Linked DNA regions of Homo sapiens: region 1 is linked to region 2. Evidence: chromatin loops called from intact Hi-C (ENCODE). Cell type or tissue: A673. All regions are shown on one strand. Links, peaks and the distances in the headings refer to the core of each region. The heading gives the core; the rest is flanking DNA. Region 1 has its middle 27 kb from the start of MIR4639. Region 2 has its middle 100 kb from the start of LINC02543.

Region 1 (11,636 bases), core at 1,211-9,210, 280 kb before region 2:
TCAACATCTCAACTCCGCAGGTTGTTCGTGTTAAGATTCTGTGAAGCTACTCAAACAGATTCACACGGCAATAAATTAAATATTTCAACTTTCTTTCTCTTTGGTTTTTTTCTTGTGGCTGAACTGATGGCAAGCTGGGGTGGGGTGTGTGACTGAGTAAAAATAGGCTGCTAGAAAAGCCCAGGTATCTGTTGTAAGCCAGAGTACACTTTGTATCAACAAATGCTGATTTCTGGGGAGGCAAGGCCTGGGTGTTAATGTTTAACACTCCGGGAATTAAATAGGCAGTTTGGTTGTGACCTGGAATTTACTGCTGTCCTTTCAACCCTCAAGCAAATTAAGGAGAAACCTGCTGGACTTGCATCCTCAGTGGGAAAAAAGTAAAACACTGTCCAATGCCAGAGGGAGTCACCTTTTCAAAAGAAAGGGAAAATATCCCATCTACTGGTTGGTTGGTTGTCCTCTTCGAGTTCCATTTTTAAATGTTTACTTCACTTTATTCATGTTAAAAAAGAAACAAACAAAAGCCTCAAAAAAGGGGAGGGGGGAGGGAGGATGTGGTATAGGAAGATAAAGGGGAAACTTTATAAAGAGATACATCAACCAATTGCAATATGTAAGTCTTATTTTAGTCTACATTGAAATGACATATAAAAATAAATGAGGAAATAATACAAAGAAAAACTGTTTTTGAGGCAATGGGCAAATTTGGACACTGACGATATTTGAACATATCAAGGAATTAATGTTGGGTTGTTTGTTGTAATAACAGATAATAGTTATGTTTTCAGAAAGAGTCCAAATCTTTTAGAGATGCATAGAAAATAGTTTTAGATGAAATTATATAACATCCTGGATTTGCTTCAGGGTAACCCAGGGAAGAAGGGTGGTCAGGGAATGGCTGGAAATACACATCCAATGAGATTGGCCATAAGGGGATAATTGTTCAAGCTGGGGGTTCATTATACTATTCTTTCTCCTTTTGTATGAGAAATATTTTGAAATATTCCATAGTTTGAAATATTCCATATTAAAAAGTTAAAGGGAAAGCCCCGTGAGATCAGGCTGTGATCTCAAACAGCACAGCTGCCTTGACTAGAAGCATGCCATCTCTGGAGAAGTATCCCCAAAAGCCTGAGAAAACTTCCTCCTTTTAAAATTGCTTTTGTGTTATTCCCATGAACTCACTGTCTTGGACCAGAAGCAAACCATGAACAGTCCTTTTTTCAATCAATTCAAAGAAAATATGGTAGGAAGGAACTGAGCAGAAGATGAATGTAAATGAAAGGGAACTAAAGCATGACAAAGGCAATCTATAGCTAAGATGAAGATATTAAGTGCATTAGACTGCACAGCCAGCCATGTGCAGCCTGCTATGCCCAAGACCCCAGCAGCTGTCTCAACAAGAGCCACTATTCATGATATCTAGGCCAGGCCTTTGTGATGTTTGTGTCTTTGGACTGGTGTACCTTGGTACGTCATAAAAATCCAGATGTTTTTGCTTCCTGATTGAAATAATTCTTTTGCAACGGATTTTGTGGCAAGTTTTCTGAACAAGTACTATATATTTAAGTGGTTTACTGGAAAACAGCAAATGTGTCCTTCATGTCTTTGAAATACATAGGAAGCATTGGGTCAGGCCCCTTTTTATAGAATGACATCTTGAGGAAGATTCAGTTACATCTTTGGGCGATGACTCCAGGCTGCTTACAAAGGAGTGAGAGGGTTTTATCTCTATGTCAGGTAAGCAGAATAACAAGACAATAAAAGCTCAGGAAAGCCAAGGCTCCTGGGAGATACTGAACTTAAAGACCAGATTTGAAGAGCTAATGCTAAACAGAAACCGAGGAGCGTGTCACAACCCGGAGCACCGAGGACCGCTGCTAAAGAAGTTTCGAAGTAGTATTGTTTCTGTCTTAATTTGCAGGCTTGATCTCCTCAAAATAAAAAAGAAAGATGGAGAGACAGAAGAGAAAAGGAAAGACGGCTGTCAACTCGTGAATGCCTATGAGAGGAAGGCAGTGTGTCCCATCAAAGGCTTTGATGCTGCATCTTGACTTTTCTCCAAATCACTTCTCCAGTTCACTCCATCTACCACTTTCCTTCACCAAAATAAGCCTAAATATACTTCTTCTTCTACTATTTTTTTTTTTTTGACACAGAGTCTCACTCTGTTACCCAGGCTGGAGTGCAATGGCGTGATCTCGGCTCACTGCAACCTCTGCCTCCCAAGTTCAAGTGATTCTGCTGCCCCAGTTTCCTGAGTAGCTGGGATTACAGGCACCCGCTATCATGCCCGGCTAATTTTTGTATTTTTGTAGAGTTGGGGTTTCACCATGTTGGCCAGGGTGGTCTCAAATTCTTGACCTCAGGTGATCCACCCACCTTGGCCTCCCAAACTGGTAGGATTACAGGTGTGAGCCACCATGCCCAGCCTCCAAATATACTTCTAAATGAAAAAAGCAAACTGCTCCTTGAGCTGGCACTAGTGGGTAGTTTGAAAAAAACGGATGGGGAATTCAAGAATATAATTCTACTTCTCTTGGCATCTGGAGAAAAGATGTACCTGTATTATTTTTTAAGGTTCTTTAATTTTAAAAATAAACTTTTAATCTTACAGTTGTTTTGGATTTACAGAAAAATTATGATAGTGCAGACAGTCCTCATATGTCCCACACCTACTTCCCCCTACTATTTTTTTAATATGAAAAGACATTCATTATTCTGACTTTACTATATAACATGTTAGTGAACACCCCGGATTGCATTTTCTCAAATGGCAAATGAAGAACATTTCTCTTTGATTCCCCCGAGTACCTCAGTCATCTGCCTTTTAGAAGATCTAGTTTCTTGCAACATCTTTAATACTGTCCATGAGAATACCAACAGCGTGTAATACTAAAGAACATTTTGCTAAGTTGTTCTATCATGGGTCTTTGCTCAAGGTGTTCACCTTTTTCTTCCAATCTGGTTTTCAGCACTTGATCTTGTATTTCTTCATTATTGTGCCCAGGATGTGGTTGAAGGATGGGTTTTGTGTATTCATAGGGAATGTCCACAGGAGAGTGGTAGCAGGCTCACTTCCTGCCATTGGAAGTCACAGCAAGCTCTGTTTTGCAATTATAGTCATCAGGTAGAGAAGAATACATAGATTTATAACACACACAGTATAAAGCTCCATTTTGCATTGGAAATAAATGTTTCAAGACAATTTGCTTTACTGTCCTCTATTTTACTGCTGCTACAGCCATGGGGTATGGAGATGCTTATCAGGTAGTATAAACATCTTCGAAAAAGATGTTTTGAAGAGAGAATGCTTTGAAAATCTGCCTCTAGGCACACCAGTTTTCATCACTTGGCAGCTCCTTACCTCAAGTCCCCCCACTTGTTGCCCCCAATATTAACATCTTGCATTTGTGCGGTGCATTTGTTACAATTAATGAACCAATATTGTTACTATTCACTAAAGCCCATAATGGATTCATACTTTCTCCGTTTTTACCCAACGTATTTTTTCTGTTCCAGTAACCCATCTAGGATCTTACACTACATTTAGTTGTCATTTGTTCTTAGGTGCCCCTTGGCTATGACAGTGTCTCTGACTTTCCTTGTTTTTGATGACCTTGATGGTTTTGAGGAGTCCTGGTCAGGAATTTTGTGGAACTTCCCTTAATTAGAATTCAACGGATGTTTCTCTCACGATTAGGCTAGGGTTATGGGTTTTTGGGAAGAAGCCCTTTAACTCTTTCATCTTAGTGTCTGAACATCAGATGTTTCTTCCTTTGAATCTCTTCAAAGCCAAATGGCTTTGGGCAGCACAAAATACTCTGGGCACGTGTTGCTCTGTCTCCCTGCACATTTATTTGCCTTCTAGCACCTTTTGCTGTTTACTCTGCTAAAGAATAGAAACATATTTAAAAACTGGGAATGTACTTGGCAATAGCATCTGAAAGGTGTATATGAAACTCAAGTCTAATTATAGTTGTTATACAGGGAGATTTAAAAAATTAAACATCAGTAGTTGATTATTTTAGTCACACACATGTATGGTACATAAATTCTCTTTCCCTATCAAATAGGAGATCTAGATTTCTTTTTCTGAGATAATTTGTAGCCTTTTCCATTTATAATTCTAGTTGCTACAAGAATCAGCATCATCTTTAACAAGAGGGATTCATTATTAGAAAATTTAATAACATAATCCTTCATATTAAGACAAAGAGAAAAAGGTCATATAATCATCTTCACAGAGGTAGATAACGCACCTGATAAACTTAACACTTAAAAATATACATTGATGACTATTTTGTTTTTTAAATACGTATGATTATATATAATTACATATATCATTATATATGGTTATATATGGTACAACATTTACTGAAATATATAAATAATGTATACTTTATATTCATATGTGATTTTTAATATGTTATACATGTGATTATATGTCTGTGTGTGTGTATACTTTAGCTCAAAAGCTGGCATCTTATTTAACGTGATTACACTGGAGACTTTCCATTAAAGTGAGGAACAAGACAAAGGATAGCCATGATCTCCACTGCTATTTAATACTGGGCTGGAGGTCCTAGTCTATGCAATTAGATAAGAACAAGCAATTAGAAGAATAAAAATTGGAAAGAAAGAGGTATAACTGTCTCTGTCAAATCAATGTCAATATGTAGATGAGGGGTGTCCAATCTTTTGGTTTCCCTGGGTCACACTGGAAGAAGAAGAATTATCTTGGGCCATACATAAAATACACTAACACTAACAATAGCTGATGAGCTAAGAGGAAAAAAATTGCAAAAAAACTCATACTGTTTTAAAAAAGTTTACAAATTTGTGTTGGGCTGCATTCAAAGCTGTCCAGGGCCCTGTGTGGCCTGCAGGCTGCAGGTTGGCTTTAAGCTTGGTGTAGACCTTATCTGAATCCTGATTCAAACACAAAAATTGAAAAAAAATTATTTTTACAATGAAAAAATTTGAACATTGACTGGATTTTGGCTAATAGCAGACACTAGTGAATTATCGCTACATTTAAGTATGATAATGGCATTGCAGTTATTTTTTTTAACGTTCTTCTCTTTAAGAGATACATGACGAAATGTGTATAGATAAATAACATATGGGAGAATGTAGAATCTATATTATCTATAACTACCCCACAGATAAAACAAGATTGTCCATGAGTGGACAATTGTTGAAGCTGGGTGATGGGTCCATGGAGCTCATTATACTATTCTTCCTACTCTTGTATGTGTCTGAAATTTTCCACAATAAAAATTTAGAACAAGGTTAAAACAAATAAGGCAAAATAGTATCATGCATGTAATCTCAATGGTGGGTATATAGTCATTGTATTATTTTCTATTCTTTTTTATCTTTGAATTGCTCATAATTAAAATCAAAACAATTTACAAATATACAAATTATTTTGATTTTAATTATGAGCAATTCAAAGATAAAAAAGAATAGAAAGAATAGCTGTGCAGATACTTAAATTGAGGGAGGATTTTTTTTTAACTCTATAAAATCTTATTTCTTAAAAAAAAAAAAAAGAAAGAAAAAAAAAGGCCTAAAGTAAGTAAGTGTATTAGTTCGGCTTCACACTACTATAAGTGCCCCAGACTGGATAATTTATAAAGAAAAGAGGTTTAATTGACTCACAGCTGCAAATGGCTGGGGAGACATCAGGAAACTTATACAATAATGGCAGAAGGGAAAGCAAAACCATCCTTCTTCACAAGGTGGCAGGAGAGAGAAGCACAGAGCAAAGGGGGAACAGACCCTTATAAAACCATCAGATATTGTTGAGAACTCACTATCACAAGAGAACAGCATGGGAGAACCGCCCCCATGATCCAATCACCTCCCAAGAGTTCCCTCTTCCAGCACCTGGGGATTACAGTTCGGATTACAACTCAAGATGAGATTTGGGTGGGAACACACAGCCAGACCATATCAATAAGCAAAATGTTCAAGTCTGTTTACTCCTGGTAGTGGGCACATAGAGTCTGTTTATTATTCTGTCTTTTGTTTGCTTAAATTGTTCCTTAATTTAAATAGCATCCTTTATTTTTTAAAAATGCCTGTGTGTAATGCTGAGGTCATATCTGCCTTCTATGGAAGCTGCTTGCAGCGGGGCACAGAGGTCACCAAGAAATTTTGCACCTGGAGATTTTGTATCAGCAAGAAGTGGGTAGAAAAGTAGAGGGTCGCTGGAAGGAAGGTAACACTCCCAAATCCCAGTCCACTACACACTTTCCCACACTCTGAGGGGCTCTCCAGAAAAACTAAAAAATCAGGAGGAAGATACCTCCAGGGTTAGATCTTTCTTCTACTTCCTCAGTGGTGCCTAAGGCATCACCCTCCACCCATGGCCCCATTGTGGTCAGCACCTCCCGACCTTGATCTAGAAACTGCACGCTCAGAGTTACCCTCTCTCTGGGGTCAGGCAATTCCAGCACTGCACTTTCAGCGTTGGCTGAAAGTCTTGAACAGTTTACTTAGACCTTCTCCATTTGTTTGGCTAACCCCAGAGAACACCTCAAAGTAAGATCTGGTAAACTGTGCAGTGTTTAAACATTTTTTCTTCAAGTGGTAAGACCAAGTACACATCCCATTTCGACAAGAAGAATTTGAGATAAGCCTCTGTGATTGCTGAGGGCTATCGAGGAGAGTAATTTACCCTGAGGGCTGCCAAAACAAGTCCAGTCACTAGGGAAAGATTCTGCATGGAGACTAGAGTGTGGACCCCATAGCCATGAAAACTATGGCCTTTTTTTCTGAATTTGAGGCAGTTTTAGAAAAGCAAAAACCAAAAACTTCAGCAGATACTTTTCTCCCAAGTGGCTTTGTTCCCTCGCCTCTGGAGAGCCATAAACCATGAAATTTATTTGGGAAGGGGGTGCAGCATTAACAAAGACATAGTGTCAGTTGCTTTCTATTAATTACTCTTCAATATTAGTATACTTTTGAAATATGCTTCAGAAAATGATGACTAAATGGCTGAATTTCTAAAAGGAAAAAAATTGTTTTAGGATCAGATCAAGCACATTTATTAAGCATTCACTCATTCATTCATTCATCTACTAACTATTTATAAAGCACCTACTATGTTCCTGATATTGTTGCCAGGTTCTCAAGTTACCCAGAAGACACAGTGGCCACTTACAAGGAGAGGCATTGGGTAAGGATGTGCTAAGTTTTGTCTCCATCAAATTAAATTGAAAATCAGTTATTATCTAAACATTTACATAATTACAGGCAGTCATTATCCAGGTTGTTTTCCAAAGGCCAAATTTGACTCAGTGTGTCTTTGATTACTGAGACAAGGCACCAGTCGCATGAAACATCTCTTCAGAACAAAGCATTCCAAAGAAATTATTACACAGGAGGTTTAGCTCAAGAAAAAAGGAACAGAGAAATAGCTTGGGGTACAAAGCTCTTTATCTTGCTTTCTAAAGTGCAGTGGTTTAACGTTTAAAAGGTTACTTTCTGGAACATTTTTCCCTTGAAAGTTTCTTTCACACATTTGCAGACAGAAATTACAATAGAGCCATGAACAGCTTCCACTCTCTGGAGGGGATTTTCTTGCTTTTACTTATGTATTAGATAAAAATAGCATTTTACTTGTCTTCAAGCCTAAAGACAGGATTACATTTAAATCAGGTTCTTTCATTTTAAAATGTGAATTGTTAACTAGGGAGTAATGAGACCCGACCCTTAACCAGGCAGCCCTGGATTTATCCTTATGTCCATAAAGTTCCCAAGTTAAAATGAGCTTCAAAGGTCTGTAAATGTGAGGAATGTTACCTCCTTCCCCCTGGCACTTGTGAACATTTTAGTGGTTGTTTTCTCTGGTCAGATCCTACTGCCTCCAGAGATTTTTTTTTTTAACTTATTTCTCTGCTGTGTTTCCTGAACTTTTTCTAATAAGCAAGATCAGAACTCCTTTAGATACCTCCTTGATTTCGTTTATTGACAATCTAAACCCTACTGAGATATGTCCCTCAGTTATTCTGGACCTCATCAACAAGTCTGAATCATGGTCTCCAATTCACAGAAATGCTAAGATTGCAGCAACTTCTCTATAATAAATTTATAAAATGAGGTAATCTGATAGACAAACTCATTTAAGAAGAGTATTGACCACTTAGATTTCTGATATTTAAAAAAACACGTTAACTGCTGGAAAAGTCAAATAAAAAAAGCTAGAGGATTTCTTATATGTGTTCCATAAAATCACAGTGTTAATATTTCAGAGCTACAGAGAGCCTTGTTGATTATCTAATTTCCTTATTTTGTTATAATGGAAAGTGAGGCTGTCATATTGTGAAATATATACAGTACTTGGTTATCCTCCAGTTTCCTGGCATACAACTCCTAAAATCCTTGGACTCTTCAAAGTAATAAGTGGCTTTGTATGTGCTATTGAATTGACTAATAGGGGCGGTTCCTAGGTAGCTTCAGGATGGGGTTGGTCACCAGAAAGACCAAGGCAAGATTAGAGGGTTGGGACTTTTAGCCCCACCCCGAAACCTTGAGAAGGGGAGAAGGGCTGAAGATTATGTTGGTCACCAATGACCAATGACTTAATCAATCATGCCTCCCTAATGAAGCTTAAAAATCAAAAAGGACTATGTTCTGGAATCTTCCAGGTAGCTGAACCTCCAGACAGTGGAGGTTCCTGGAAGGTGGTGTGCCCAGGGAGGGCACGAAAGCTCTGTGTCCCTTCCTGCATGCCTTGCCCTACACATCTCTTCATCTGTATCCTTTGTAACATCCCTTATAATAAACAGGAAAACTTAAGTGTTTCCCTGAGGTCTGTGAGCTGCCCTAACAAATTAAGGGAACCCGGCGGGGTTGTGGGAACCCTAGTGTATAGCCAGTTGGTCAGAAGCACAGATAATACAACCTGGGGCTTGCGATCTGCATGGGAAGGTGTGTGTGTTGGGGGTAGGGCAGTCTTATGGGTCTGAGCCCTCAATCTCTGGGATCTGACACTCTCTCCAGGTAGATAGCATCAGAATCGAATTGAATTGGAGGACACCCAGCTGGTGTCCACTGAGGAATTGTTTGCTTGCTTGGTGGATGGGAAAAACACCTCCTCAATTGGGTCACAGGAGTCTTCTGTGTTGATTGTTTAAGTGAGAGAATAGAGGGAACGCTTTGGGTGTGTTTTTCCCCCTCATTTGGCAGGGGGGAGTTAAGGTTCCATATAGAATTAAGGTTGCTAATCAATGGACCCTAAAAAAAGGAGAGGATCCTGGGGCGGTGGAGGGCAGTTTTGTGGGACTGAGCCCTCAACCTGTGGGATCTGATGCTGTCTCCAGGTAGATAGCATCAGAATTGAATTGAATAAGAGGACACCCAGCTAGTGTCCTCTGCTGGATTGATTGATTGGCTGCTGGTTGGGAGAAATCTCCACAAACTTCTTCGTGCCCAGAGGTCACAGAAGTCTTCTGTGTTGATTGTTGTTGAGTAAGAGCATAGGAAAAGCACTTTGTTTTTTATTCTTTCATTCACAGAAGTCCACACAGGGGCCCAGAGAAGCAAAAGACAGGACTTTCCTAATATCGCATCAATTGACTTCAGTCTTTCTATTCCTTGCTGCAAGATACTTCTACTAGAGAACAGAAAAAGTCAATATCTAAAGAATGTCCAAAAATAAAAAGTCTTCTTTTAAAATGAGGTCTCGGTACCTCTTCAGGGAATCTGTCCCTTCACAGTTCACAGTTCACAGTCAGGCCTTATTGATCTAAAAAGAACTAAGTTCTTCCTGAGTTTATGGATTTATTATATTCCCATGTTGCCTGCACTAGAATGTAAACTCCAAGAGGGCAGGGCTTTGTCTGTTCTGTTCACTGGTGCACCCTGAGTACCCACCACAGTGCTTGGCCCCCAGATGATGGTCAGAATGAATAAATGAATGAATGAATGAAATGAAATCTGGCTGTCACCATAGGCAAACACTCAGGACTAACAATAGAAGGAACAAAAATAAGATCTGAAAAGGCCGTATGTTTATTACGATAAAAAATAATGTATTAAATGGGCATTTTGAGAAACTTCATTTTGTTTCTTTATGTCCTGGTAATGAGGCCTAAGAAGATCCCAGATATTACCATCTCCCTGGCGTCCCGAAACCTTTACTTATTAGGGTCAAACATCTGCCATTTAACTCATTCATTAATCCATACCTACTAGATATTTTATAATGATATTTTCAATATTAGAATCAAAGGTGCTTAGCCGGGTGTGGTGGGCATGCCTCTAGTCCCAGCTATTTGGTCAGCTGAGGTGGGAGGATCACTTGAGTTCATGAGCGAGGCTGCAGTGAGCTATGATTATGCCACTGTACTCCAGCCTGGGTGACCCCGTCTCTAAAAAAAGAAAAAGAAGAAAAAGGATGAAATGTGCCAGAGGTGTCAGTCAGTAGAAAGTGAAGCAATGGACTAGTATGAGATAATCCACATCATAAATAGTAAATTTTGACTGTCGTGTGTAGGCTGGGTCTAGCCACTGGGATCTTGAGATGCTACTAGTATTGATGTTCTTTTCCATGTGCTCCAAAACAGTGAAAATTCATACATGTTGCCTGTTCTCCCTCCAGTAGTGACTGTAAGACTTTAATTTGATTTAATTCAAAACAATTTAAGTTATTGAGCATGTACTCAACAAATTATTCTGCTAGGCATTTTAGGAAGAGATATATGACAAGGGCTGAGTTCTGATCAATGTCGGCTGTTTGATGCATTGCCTGTCTGGCACATTGCCTGCAAGATGCCTGTAGCAGGAAATTTTTTATCTTACAGTCATGGGGCTGGAAGGATAGGGGAGGAGCTTTTTCTGTTGGATTAAAAAGGAGATACTCAAAGTTGAGTTAATAGAGGACAAAGATGTCAAACCTGAAAAAGAGTTTAATGGGAATGAAGAGACTTCCAATGACCTGAATGGTAAGCAGTTTCAATCCAGAGAAAAATATATTTGAAAAAAACAACAAAGTTATGAATACAGTGGTTTTTAACAAGGTACAAGGGACTTCATGATAGTTTTGTTAACAATGCTTCTTAAACATAACTTTCAATGGACAATGTTGATTTTATGTAAGATCAAGACAAGAGGAAAAGGAAGATTATAGAATTTCCAGATGAAGATAAATGTCAAAGGAAGATGAGGCTTCAGACAGATAAAGACAACAAACAAGTCATGGGAAGGCCCCAGTGAGAGCTGACTCAGTGAGGGAGACTACACACATGAGGAAGTGATAATTGAGTGTTTCGCATCCAGCAGGAAAGAACCTAGAAAAAGAGGAGAGAAAAGGAAATGTATTATAAAATCTCAACAAGTTGTCTAACCCAAGAACCCAAGACAAATTTTGACAGCTTTGTTGGCTTCAGTTTCTAGCATTATTTTTATTGGTTGAATTAGGTACAAGTAGCTCTATGGGTAGCAAAAGCCCACAGGTGATAGAGACAATTTCTGCAAAACAAACACATTGTATCTTGTGGATGGTATAACAGACACCTGCCATGTGTCTGTTGTTGGATACAACCCTACAGGAGGCATGATTCATTTCCAGCAGCACGAGACCAGTGTATTAATCACAATGCTTTTGGCTGCAGGTAATA
Region 2 (11,636 bases), core at 1,523-9,522:
GAAGAAGCAGAGACCTCTGTCAGCAGGCAGGAAAGGTCAGCCCCTGGACAAATATTCAGGGATCAGTTCCTAAGTGTGTGGGGAGCCCCCTGGAAACCAGTTGCTAGCAATGGTCCTCTTACTGGGAAGGGGTCCCGATCCCTAGATCCCAAGAAAGGGCTCTTGGATCTCGTGCAAGAAAGAATTCAGGGTGAGTCCATAGGGTAAAGTGAATGCAAGTTGATTAAGAAAGTAAAGGAATAAAAGAATGGCTACTCCATAGACAGAGCGGCCCCAAGGGTTGCTAGCGGGCTATTTTTATGGTTATTTTCTTGAGTATATGCTACTTAAGGGATAGATTATTCGTGAGTTTTCCTGGAATGGGGCAGGGGTTTCTCCTGGAACCGAGGGTTCTTCCAGCTAACTTTTGTATTTTTAGTAGAGACGGGAGTTTTGCGATATTGACCAAGCTAGTCTTGAACTCCTGATCTCAAGTGACCCTTCCACCTTGGCCTCCCAAAGTGCTGGGATTACAGGCATGAGCCACTGCGCTGGGCTGGTTACTCCCCTTCTTAGACCATATAGGGTAACTCCCAGACATTGCCATGGCATTTGTAAACTGTTATAGTACTGATGGGTGTGTCTTTTATCATGTTAATACATTATAATTAGCCTATAATGAGCAGTGAGGATGACCAGAGGTCACTTTTGTTGCCACCTTGGTTTTGGTGGGTTTTGGCTGGCTTCTTGACCACATCCTGTTTTATCAGTGGGGTCTTTATAACCTGTATCTTATGCTGACCTCCTATCTCATCCTGTGAATAAGCCTAACCTCCTAGGAATGCAACCTAGCAGGTCTCATCCTCATTTTACCTAGCCCCTATTCAAGATGAAGTTGTTCTGGTTCGAATGCCTCTGACAGTCCCAGTGGCCAAGCCAGGCCACAGCGAGTGTGGATTATACTGAGCCTCCTGGTTCTTGAACTAGAGTACTTGCATACCCCTTTGAATGTAGGCTAATTAGTGCTTCCCAAACTTCTCCAATTATAAGACTCCCCTGGCTTTGGTGAATTCACTGACTCTCAGGACCTACTGCAAACCTCTGGATGAGAATTACCAAAAGTGCAGCCTGGGAATCTGGGTTTGGCAAGCACCCAGGTGATTCCCACAGTCAAGGAGGTTTGGAAAGCACTGAGGAGGTTATTCAGAGCCTGTGGGGCCATATCTGTAAGTAGCAGTTAAGATGGCTTAGCTGTGAGGAGAGGAGGGAAGTGAGAGCAGAACTAGACAGGAAATCACAAACGCCGTCCGGTGATCTTAGGGTCACTGAGTGTCCCGGTTTGCCTGGTACTGAGGGCATTCCTAGGATACAAGACTTTCAGTTTTAAAACTGGGACAGTTCCAGGCAAACCCTGTTTCTGTTACGAAACTACATGCATTATCACCATAAGCCTCACGTGACCCCAGAAGTTCTAAAACTTTCCTTTCCCAGCAGAATCTAGCTTCTGTGGGCATTAGAAGGAAAACATTGCTGCAAAAAGTATTGCATATTAAATTGTGTATGACTGATAGCTTCACTGGTCTCCCAGAGGTATTCACATTTTTTGAAAAGAGGGACTATAATTTGTTTTGCCTCCTGCATTTCCTTTGCAGCTGAAATTACTTTTCAGAATATCTTCAAGAATCAGCAATAAAACTCATAGCTGCATTTTAGAAAAGTGACACAAGTACCTAATTCGTCATTTCTTTTAAGTTTGCTAGAGAAAAAAAATTCTACTTCTCTCTCAAAACTGTGATTTCAACTGAGCAAACTTAGACATGAGTTATCACTATCCTTTTAAAGCAATTTTAATTTCCATTTGATGGCCTTTTCTTATATTCAGTTACTGTAGCTTTAAGAAAGAAATCTTTCCACACATTATCTGAAGTCATTTTCTTGGGGCTTGCTAGAACAAATTAGAAAAGCACGATGGATAATTAAACTAAATATTGTGTGTAGAGTTAATCCAAATTCCAGAGCAGTAAGCTTTACTGAAAAATAATTACAATAAAATATAAACACAGAAGTGATGGGGTGATCCAAACTTTCAACTTGACATTTGCTAGGGAGTTTGCCTCACAGTAGGGGATGAAGTCATCTCAGACCTGACTTTCCCCAAAGCCACAAAGTCCACACTTGGGTTGGGAAGATAAGTTGACTGGGAAGAAACCTTGACCCTGAGGCCCAAGTCTAGTTAGAAGAGAGACAAGAGTCTTCTTCTCTCTATTGCTGTAGCTTAGTGCAGGATTAAGAGAGGAAAGCAGCCATGGAAGGGAGACGGTTACATCAGAGGCCTTTGAACCAGAGTGACTCCATCTTGAATAGGGGCTGGGTAAAATGAGGCTGAGACCTACTGGGCTGCATTCCCAGGAGGTTAGGCATTCTAAGTCACAGGATGAGATAGGAGGTCAGCTCAAGGTACAGATCATAAAGACCTTGCTGAGAAAACAGCATGCAGTGAAGAAGCCAGCCAAATCTCACCAAAACCAAGACAGCAATAAAAGTGACCTCTGGTCGTCCTCAGTGCTCATTATTCACTGATTATGATACATTAGCATGCTAAAAGACACTCTCACCAGTGCCATAACGGTTTACAGGTGTCATGGCAACATCCGGAAGTTACCCTATATGGTCTAAAACAGGGAGGAACCCTCAGTTCCAGGAATTGACCACTCCTTTCCCAGAAAACTCATGAATAATCTGCCCCTTGTTTAACATATAATCAAGAAATGACTATAAATGTCCTTAGACAAGCAGCCAGTGCTGCTGCTCTGCCTATGGAGTAGCTCTTCTTTATTCCTTTACTTTCCTAATCAACTTGTTTTCACTTCACTCCATGAACTCGCCCCAAATTCTTTCTTGTACAAGAACCAAGAACCCTCTCTTGGGGTCTGGATCAAGACCCCTTTCCGATAAGTTACAGCCTAATGGGTTATGTGTACAGACTCTACCTTAGAGCTGCCTAGGTTCAAATCCCAGCTCTGCCAGACCTCAGCTGTGTAACCTTGGGTATTACTCAGCTTCTCTTTGCCCAGGGTGAAACAGTAATAGCACCTACCTTACAAGGTTGCTGTGAGGATAATTCATGAGCTAATATAGACAAAGCACTTAGAATAGTGCCTCCCACTTAATCAGTGCTATGTAAGTGTTTATGTGGGGGCCATAGGCTCTTGGCCCTCTAAAGATTCACTAAAAAAAGTCACTGACATGAGGCAGGTTGATTAATAGCAGAAAAGGTATACAATTTAGCATGTCTATACAGGAACTTTCAGAATGAAGATCCAACCCAACAATACAGAAGCTTTTATACTATCTGGAGATTAAAGAAAGAATGACGACTCAGTGCCTGCCCCCAAACAGGTTTTGGTGGCAGGACAGTTTAAGGGCCAGAGAAAGAAATAGGCTTGGTCAGCAGAGCTGGCATTATTATGTAGATAAAGGCTCCCTCAAAGGTACATGTTTCTTTTTAGACTTTTAAAGGTGTAAGACTCTGAATCTCTCCTAGAGCCTGGTTGTGTTAATGGAGATTCTCTACAGATGCAGATTTTACCCCATAAAAGACAGCTTTGCAAGGCCATTTCGCTTTGCCAGCTCTGCAGCAGCCATTTCAAAATATGTTAAAGAAATATATTTTGGGGTAAAATATTTTGATTTCCTTTACTTACATGAAAGAATGATAGAAATCTTCACATCTGTCTTCAGCATATTGGTTAATTTTTTTTTTTTTTTTTTGAGACGGAGTTTCGCTCTTGTTGCCCAGGCTGGAGTGCAATGGCGTGATCTCGGCTCACTGCAGCCTCCACCTCCCGGGTACAAGCAATTCTCCTGCTTTAGCTTCCTGAGTAGCTGGGATTACAGGCACGCGCCACCGCGCCCATCCAATTTTGTATTTTTAGTAGAGACGGGGTTTCCCCTTGTTGGTCAGGCTGGTCTCGAATTCCCAACCTCAGGTGATCCACCCACCCTGGCCTCCCAAAGTGCTGGGATTACAAGCATGAGCCACCATGCCCAGCCTGGTTAATTTTTAATTTTTAAAAGTTGCTCTGCAGCAGAAGCTGCTCAACAGGACAAATGCAGTCTGTGCAGTTGCTTTCTGGGTACCCAAGGTGTGTATGGTGGTGGTGGTGGTGGTGTCTGAACTAATTGCCAAAATTTTAAAATAGGGAAATATGTAAAAATACAGGTTTCCATCTGTTTTTGAAAAATAGAAAGATCTGGTCATGCTAGGCTCACATTCTGCCTAGTTACTATCGGCTGGAGCTGAGTGGAGCTGGCTATTAAATAAAATATGTGCTCCCTGATTTGTCATGGTCTCTACAGAGCCTGCTTTACTGTAGGCAACTGAATTCGTAATACTTAATTTTGAGTTAGCGATCAGCAAATCATAGCCTATGGGCCAAACCCAGCCCACTGTCTGATTTTATAACTAAAGTTTTCTTGAAATAGGGTACTCATTCATTTACATATTGCCTATGGCTGTTTTCAACTACATGGCAAAGTTGAGTGGTTACAACAGAAATCATGACTCACAAAGCCTAAAATATTTACTATACTATCTGCCTTACAAAGTTTGTTGACCCCTGTTTCTAAGGTATTGTCTTTCAGTAAATAGATTGCTTAAAAATAGCTTATTTTTATATTTTAGAAAATATATAGTGCATTCAAAATTTGAAAATGTATGCTTATTATTTAGAGGGAGAGTGAATTATCTTCAATCAAAAAAATTGACGCACTTAGGAGCTTGTAGGCTCAGGAGCTTCCGATGACTATTATTCCTTATCTCCCTCTGGTGGTAAAATGCATAAATTGCAGGCACAGTTAAGCCATGACACCGTCTTAAGGACATGTATTTTGTTGTTGATTGCAGAATTCTTATCCTAGAGCACCATATGAAGTGGCTATTTCCTCTCACTCCATCTTGAAAAACTTGAATATTTCTTCTTACTTCCTCAGTATGAAAATAAAACTGGGCCAAAACATAAAAATCAGTTGTCTGTAAATCATAATCGTTAGAAAAAATTATCAAAAAATCATATGATAGTAATAAACATTTCTTCCCTCATAAAGTTTATTTTTTAAAACATGGAATATCATTATTTTACTGAAACACTTTCAGATAAATATAATATATTTTATGCATTACTTATATGTAGACCTGTTATTAATTATGCTACTAATTCATACAGTACACCAAAACCCCATAATATGCTTGCATAAGCATTCAGGTAACTCTGCATTTGTACTTGGAATACCTATGTATTCATTCCTGGAGAATAAGGCAGCAAGGTTTATCCCACACAGATAGACCCCAAATGTTATCTGGGATGTCTGCCAAATTAAACCATTAGATTCCAGTGACGATATCTATTGACAACTCCTTTCTCAATTAGTTTTGGGAGAATTAATTAATCTATTATGACATGGTTCAGTTCCTATTATTTGTCTCTATTAAATACAGTTTAATGAGAGTTTCTCTACATTTTTTTTAGCAGAGACCCAAGCAAGGAATTAATATTAATGTTCTATTAGATTCTTTTCATCCCTGAGGACATCTTCTGCATCATGAACATGAGGTAGAGTCTACATGGTGTAGAGTTTGTTGAATATATATCCAATATACTCTTGCCTGTGGATTCTGTCTCATGAAAAGTGCTTAATTAATATTTGTGAAATGAATGAATGAATGGATAAAGTGCTAGGAACAGGAATGGGGAAGGGCTGAAAGACAAGTCAACTCTGCAGGGAGTTCTGAACATAAGACAATCTTTCAGAACTGTCCTGGGTTGGGGCAAGAGGGCTATGCTTTTATCACTTCCCTGGCACCCTATTTCAATAAGTCATTGGATGAGAGAAAGCCCAGGATGTGTTGGAGGTGTATCCTTGGGCAAATTAGCTCTCTTTATTTAAGGCATCCTCTGAAGGGGGCTGACAGCTGAAGGCTGCCTGCCAACAGCACTCCCTCCAGCTGAAATCATTCATTCAAGAAGCAGGATCTCGGAGGCACATTACAACATCCACAGCATCTACCACATGGTGATTGCTCAATAAGTGTTAACCCCTACTCCATAAATAGTTGCCCAGTGAATGAATAAAAAATGAGCTGACTCCTATATCCTTGGTAAGTGACATATCTAGTCATTTATGCTTCATTATTCTTTTTTTTATGTTTTTATTTTTATTTTTTTTTGAGACAAGGTCTAGCTCTGTTGCCCAGGCTGGAGTACAGTGAGGCAATCTCAGCTCACTGCAATCTCCACCTGTTGGGCTCAGCAATCCTCCCACCTCAGCCTCCTAAGTAGCTGGGACTAAGGTGTGTGCCGCCACGCCCAGCTAATTTTTGTATTTTTTGTAGAGCCAAGATTTTGCCATGTTGCCCAAGCTGGTCTCGAACTTGCGAGCTCAAGCAATCTGCCTGCCTCAGCCTCCCGAAGTGTTGAGATTACAGGCAGGAGCCACTGTGCCCTGCCTATGCTTAGTTATTCTAAAATTGTATCTCTCTGTGGACATTTAGGGAAAGAGAATGTTCCTTCCCCGTCTTTCATGCCAGTCAGAGCCTCTATTCCAGGGTGACACAATGCGGGTGGTCAGGGAATGCTGTTCTATGGCCACAGCTTAAAGGCCCTGTGGGGTCTCTACCTAAGGGACTCCAGCCATCAGGAGCAAAGAACAATGCTATCTGTAGAGGAGGGATTTGGTAGATGGGATTTTACCAGCACTCTTAACATTGGATCACAGCCGAATCTCAGGCAGATTCTAAATATTGAAATCCTCTATTGTTACTATTTTGTTTCATTTCATTTAATTATTAATTTTTTTTTTTTGAGATGGAATTTCTCTCTTGTTGCCTAGGCTGGAGTGCAGTGGCGTGATCTCAGCTCACTACAACCTCCGCCTCCTGGGTTCACGCCATTCTCCTGCCTCAGCCTCCCGAGTAGCTGGGATTACAGGCGCGTGCCACTGTGCCCGGCTGATTTTGTATTTTTAGTGAAGACGGGGTTTCTCCATGTTGGTCAGGCTGGTCTCCCAACTCCCGACTTCAGGTGATCTGCCCGCCTCAGCCTCCCAAAGTGCTGGGATTACAGGCGTGAGCCACTGAGCCCGGCCGGTTTTATTTTAAGAAATAAAATGATGGGTTTCACTAATGATCTCTAAGGTCTCTTCCAACTCTAACATTCTATGATCCAAAAATTAGGAGCCACCACTATTGAGTGTTGGTCATGTGCCAGCTCCGGTGCCAAGCACTTTGCATACACAAATTCACTGAATCCCCCCAGTTTCCTCGCCAGGAAAATGGAGATAAAAATAGTACCTCTCTCATAAACAAGGATTGCATGAAATAACTGACATATATAATATAGCCTGGTATTTAGTAAAGTCTAGCTATTATTATTTTTACTTTTACTTATTCCTGACTACTCAGAACTCTCCATGTGGCCTAAGATCTACTCTTCCTTGAGAGATCTAAGCTCCATCGTAAGTGCCTCTTCTTTCCTCATGATGCCCCGAGTGATGAAAATCACCTGAGCTTCAGCACTCAGCCACCATTAGTATGTATCCATGATGGGCTAATAGTTTGGAAGGGGAACGTTTTCCAGAGTATTCAGCATAGAAATTGGTTCATAAATCAATTGTGTTACATATCCGCAAAACCCCATTCTACAAGCCAACTCTTCGGTGTCTTTCATTGTTACCTGTGTTTGTCCACCTTGAACCAAATTGCCATATGATGCAACAAATGTCCAACCTGCAGCTTTCTGCAATCTACATAAACCAGAATTTTTTGTGTATAATTAAACTAATTCGCATGCATTATTAGAAACACATGTTTACTGATTAGAAAGGTAAAACTATAGGCTAAGTCTCTAGCATTTATCTCGGTTTTGACAGGACAAATTTCATAAATTCACGGACAATTTTCAAGTGATGCATATCACCCATCCCAGAAACTCTTCTCAGTCCCTTATCTGCTCTTTGCCATTGCATAATTATTCATACCTTTTGTTATCAACTTTGGCTGCACATAAAAATCACCTGGAGAACTTAAAAAATACTGATACTTTGGCTACAATCCCACAGTTCTGATTGAATGGGTCTAGGGTGCAGCACGGGCATCACAAATTTTAAAGTTCCCTCTGGTGATTCTAACTGCAACAAAATTTGAGAACCACTGAGCAATAGCAGTGTCAAATGAACATGATTGTTTAATTGGCTATAGTTTCATTCTTTTACATAAATACTGGGGATTGATTTATAAAATACCTAAAAATGTTCAACAACTGTAAGCCCTACTGTATACCAGGCCATGTTCAGGAAGCTAGGCATTTCCAGAACATTCTATGCACTGATATTATTTTGTCTTTTTTTGTTTGTTTGTTTATTTTGAGACAGAGTCTCACTCTGTCGCCCAGGCTGGAGTGAAATGCCACGATCTTGGCTCACTGCAACCTCTGCCTCCCAGGTTCAAGTGATTCTCCTGCCTCAGCCTCCTGAGTAGCTGGGATTACAGGCACACATGACCATGCCTAGGTAATTTTTGTACTTTCAGTAGAGACAGGCTTTCGCCATGTTGTTCAGGCTGGTCTTGAACTCCTGACCCAGGTTATCTGCCCGCCTTGGCCTCCCAAAGTGCTGGGATTACAGGCATGACCCATCACGCCTGGCCTTGCTCTGATATTATTTTGGAGGGTTGCATAATTTTACAATTCTATAATGGGTAAAGAAATATTCCACTAGACATGGGTAGGGTTCAGAGGAGAAAGAAAAGGAGAATCTGAACCACAAAAATAAATAAAATTAAATAGTTCTTTACTGTGGGATTCCTCAGAAACTTTACTATACTAGTGTGCATGTAAATCTTCAAGAGCATTTCTCAAGCACATTTGATCACAGAATCCTCCCACCACCCTCTCCACATTCCATTGCCTAACATCTTCTGGAACATTCTGGTGAGTACTTTGAGAAATGCTAGTTCAAAAGGTTTCTATTTGGCAAGAGGAAAAGAGCAGGGTGCTGAAGGAAGCACAGACACAGAGCTGGCGCCCTCAAGGACTTGATTCCACATTGGGAACAAAGGCTTTGTCTTCTGGGAGGCCGACCTCAGAAGTTGATGGGTCTTTTTTATCATTGCTTGTTAAGACCAGCAGCAGAGCAGTTGGTTGATCAGCAGTGTCGTTGTCTCCCAACTGCTGTGAGCCATAAGGAGTTCCACATGTGGAAAGTCTGTTAGTAGCACAGGACGTTTGGCGTCCCTGTGGAGACAGAGTGAGGATTGACAGCATGTGTTTGGTGCTCTTCTCTGGCCAGGGCAGAGAGGAAAGCAGAGGGAGATAAAGGGTCCAGTCCCGCTCAGACCTAGCACTCCCTAGGACTGCTCTGCTGACTGCTTCCAAATTCTGGCAGCGTGTGCCTAAGCCAGCTTTCTTAGGTATAAAATGGGGATATGTACTACCTAAGCGTTCTTGTGGGGACTAAGTATGAACCATAAGGACCTGTGCAAATATTGGAGGTTACTTTTTTTTTGGAGACAGGATCTCACTCTGTTGCCCAGGCTCAGGCTAGAGTGCAGTGGTGCAATCATGGCTCACTGCAGGCTTAACCTTCTGGGCTCAAGCCATCCTCCTGCCTCAGCCTCCCAAGTAGCCTCCCAAGTAGACGTGAGCCACCAGGCCCAGCTAATTTTTAATTTTTTTTTAGAGATGAGGTCTCCTTATGTCGCCCAGGCTGGTCTCAAACTCCTGGGCTCCAGCAATCCTCCCATCTCGGCCTCCCAAAGTGCTGGGATTACAGATATGAGCCACCACACGCAGCCTGGAAGTTACTTTCATTATCATAATTATTATCACCAATAAGATTCTCTTGCTAAGTTCATCTGAATGATAACCCAGGGGAAACTTGATTTGAGAATCCATAACCATGCACAATTTTTGCACTAGTTTTTCATAAATGTTGCAGAGCAGGAGAGAGAGAGATGGAGAGAGACACACACACACAGTCATTTATTCAACAGTGTGGGGGTCCTAGAGTCTTTAGAAGGAAAGTGTTTGTTGTATGTGCTCTCTGAAACCTTGAAAGTGAGCTGAAAATCCACATCATTCTACTGTTTAATAGTCCATGGTCTCCTGTCATCATTCCAAATGTGTCTTATTGACAGACGGTTTCTTTGGGAGAGCACCTCAATGATTAATTGAATAGAAAACACCACTCATCTTTCTGCAGGCCGGCGCTTGTTTAGTAAGGTTAAATTGAAGCAATGCACAAGGAATGGAGAGAGTAGAAGAGCAGCTTATTTTCCTTCAGGCTTTTCTCATCATCCCAATTCTATTTTTGCAGACATGACTGTGAACATGGAGACAGCTTCCACCCACCTTAACCAGACATATCTAGTCCTGCTGGCGACTCTCAAGCTGGAGCCTAGCAACCCAAAGTCATGGTTCTTTTCATTAATAATCCTTCTTGATCCACTATTTCATCCTGTTTTATTTACTAATTTGCTAGAATATGCATTGAACTTATTCTCGAATTGGCACTGTGAACTCTCTGTTCCTCCTTTTATTGTGCAATTTCATTCTGGGTGGGTTTGTTTTGTTTCTAGCTAAATAGCTTCCCTCCTTTCCCCTCCACCCATCCTGTGTGAAGATCCACCCTTTCTTTTTTTGGTGCCACTTTCAGGCCCTGGACAATATCTCCCTTTGATGGCCTTCCTCTACCCAGATAGAACTCCGTGGAGTTTTTCTGTCTGCTGAGACCATCCACGTGGTATTTGGTCTAACGGGCCCCAGCATGCCTGGAGAGATAGAAATACACATGCGCTTTGAATGGGACCTTTACTTCTAATACACAAGAGAATTATGTCTTTCTGCTTGATAAATATGACCATGCTGAGTGCCCCTGACTTTCAATCTTACAAAAACCAAAATAGCAATAAGCTTTCATGCATGTACTTGGGTTTCACAGGTGCCATCTCATTAAGTCCCCAATCACCAGCTCTCTGCTGAGCTTCACTAGTGGGAGTGCGTGCTTGAGCAACCTTCTCCTCATTCAGAGTCAACAGGAAGCAGGCAAAGGTGCAGCTTGCTCTTGGGGGTCTGGAAGTCAAGAGAAATCGGTTGTTTTGAGGACTTAAGAGAACTTTTTCAATTCATAAGCTCCATAAAATGTAGGGGAATCTCTTCTAAAATGTAAACAGCCATATTATAGCTTGGGATATGCTACAAATTAGGTGTGAATGTACACACTGAGGCAGGTGCACCTTGCCCGGGACCCCTCTTTCCCCACCTTCTACCCCCGATATCTCCACAGATTCCCTCCCTCCTTTCACTGAGGTTTCTGTTCAAATATCATCTTATCAAAGAAAGTTCCTCTGAACTCCTCTTCTAACGAAACATCCAGACTTGTCCCCTCCCATCCCCTTACATTGCTTTGTTTTTCCTTTTAGCACTTATCATGAATAACATACTACTTTATTATACTCTTTTTAGTAAATATCCAATACCATGTAAAAAAATAGTAAAGGTTATAATTTTAAAACAATAAAAATGATTTTTTTAAGTGATAGACCAGGGTAAATTAAAGAAAAAAATAAGGAAAATACTTTTTAAAGGCATTGTGCTATTTCTTTA

The links. Peaks named below come from ENCODE experiments on the same cell type or tissue, not always from the same donor. Only the 100,000 strongest peaks of a DNase experiment are listed, where the experiment ranks them.
Region 1: a loop joins it to region 2, with 2.0 times the contacts of the local background. A loop is called at or near these places in 3 of 110 quality-filtered maps.

Annotation. Positions count from the first base shown.
Region 1 is chr6:16,163,221-16,174,856 of GRCh38, reverse strand. It overlaps a transcript of MYLIP not described here and the pseudogene MRPL42P2. Among named protein-coding and RNA genes, the nearest start is that of MIR4639, 27 kb to the right of the region's middle. In A673, for the core only: a CTCF peak has its summit at 5,738 (motif pointing right); a DNase peak (open chromatin) is centred at 5,746.
Region 2 is chr6:15,886,940-15,898,575 of GRCh38, reverse strand. No RefSeq gene overlaps it. Among named protein-coding and RNA genes, the nearest start is that of LINC02543, 100 kb to the left of the region's middle. RefSeq lists enhancers at 1,308-1,357, 2,024-2,318. In A673, for the core only: a CTCF peak has its summit at 4,811 (motif pointing left); a DNase peak (open chromatin) is centred at 4,815.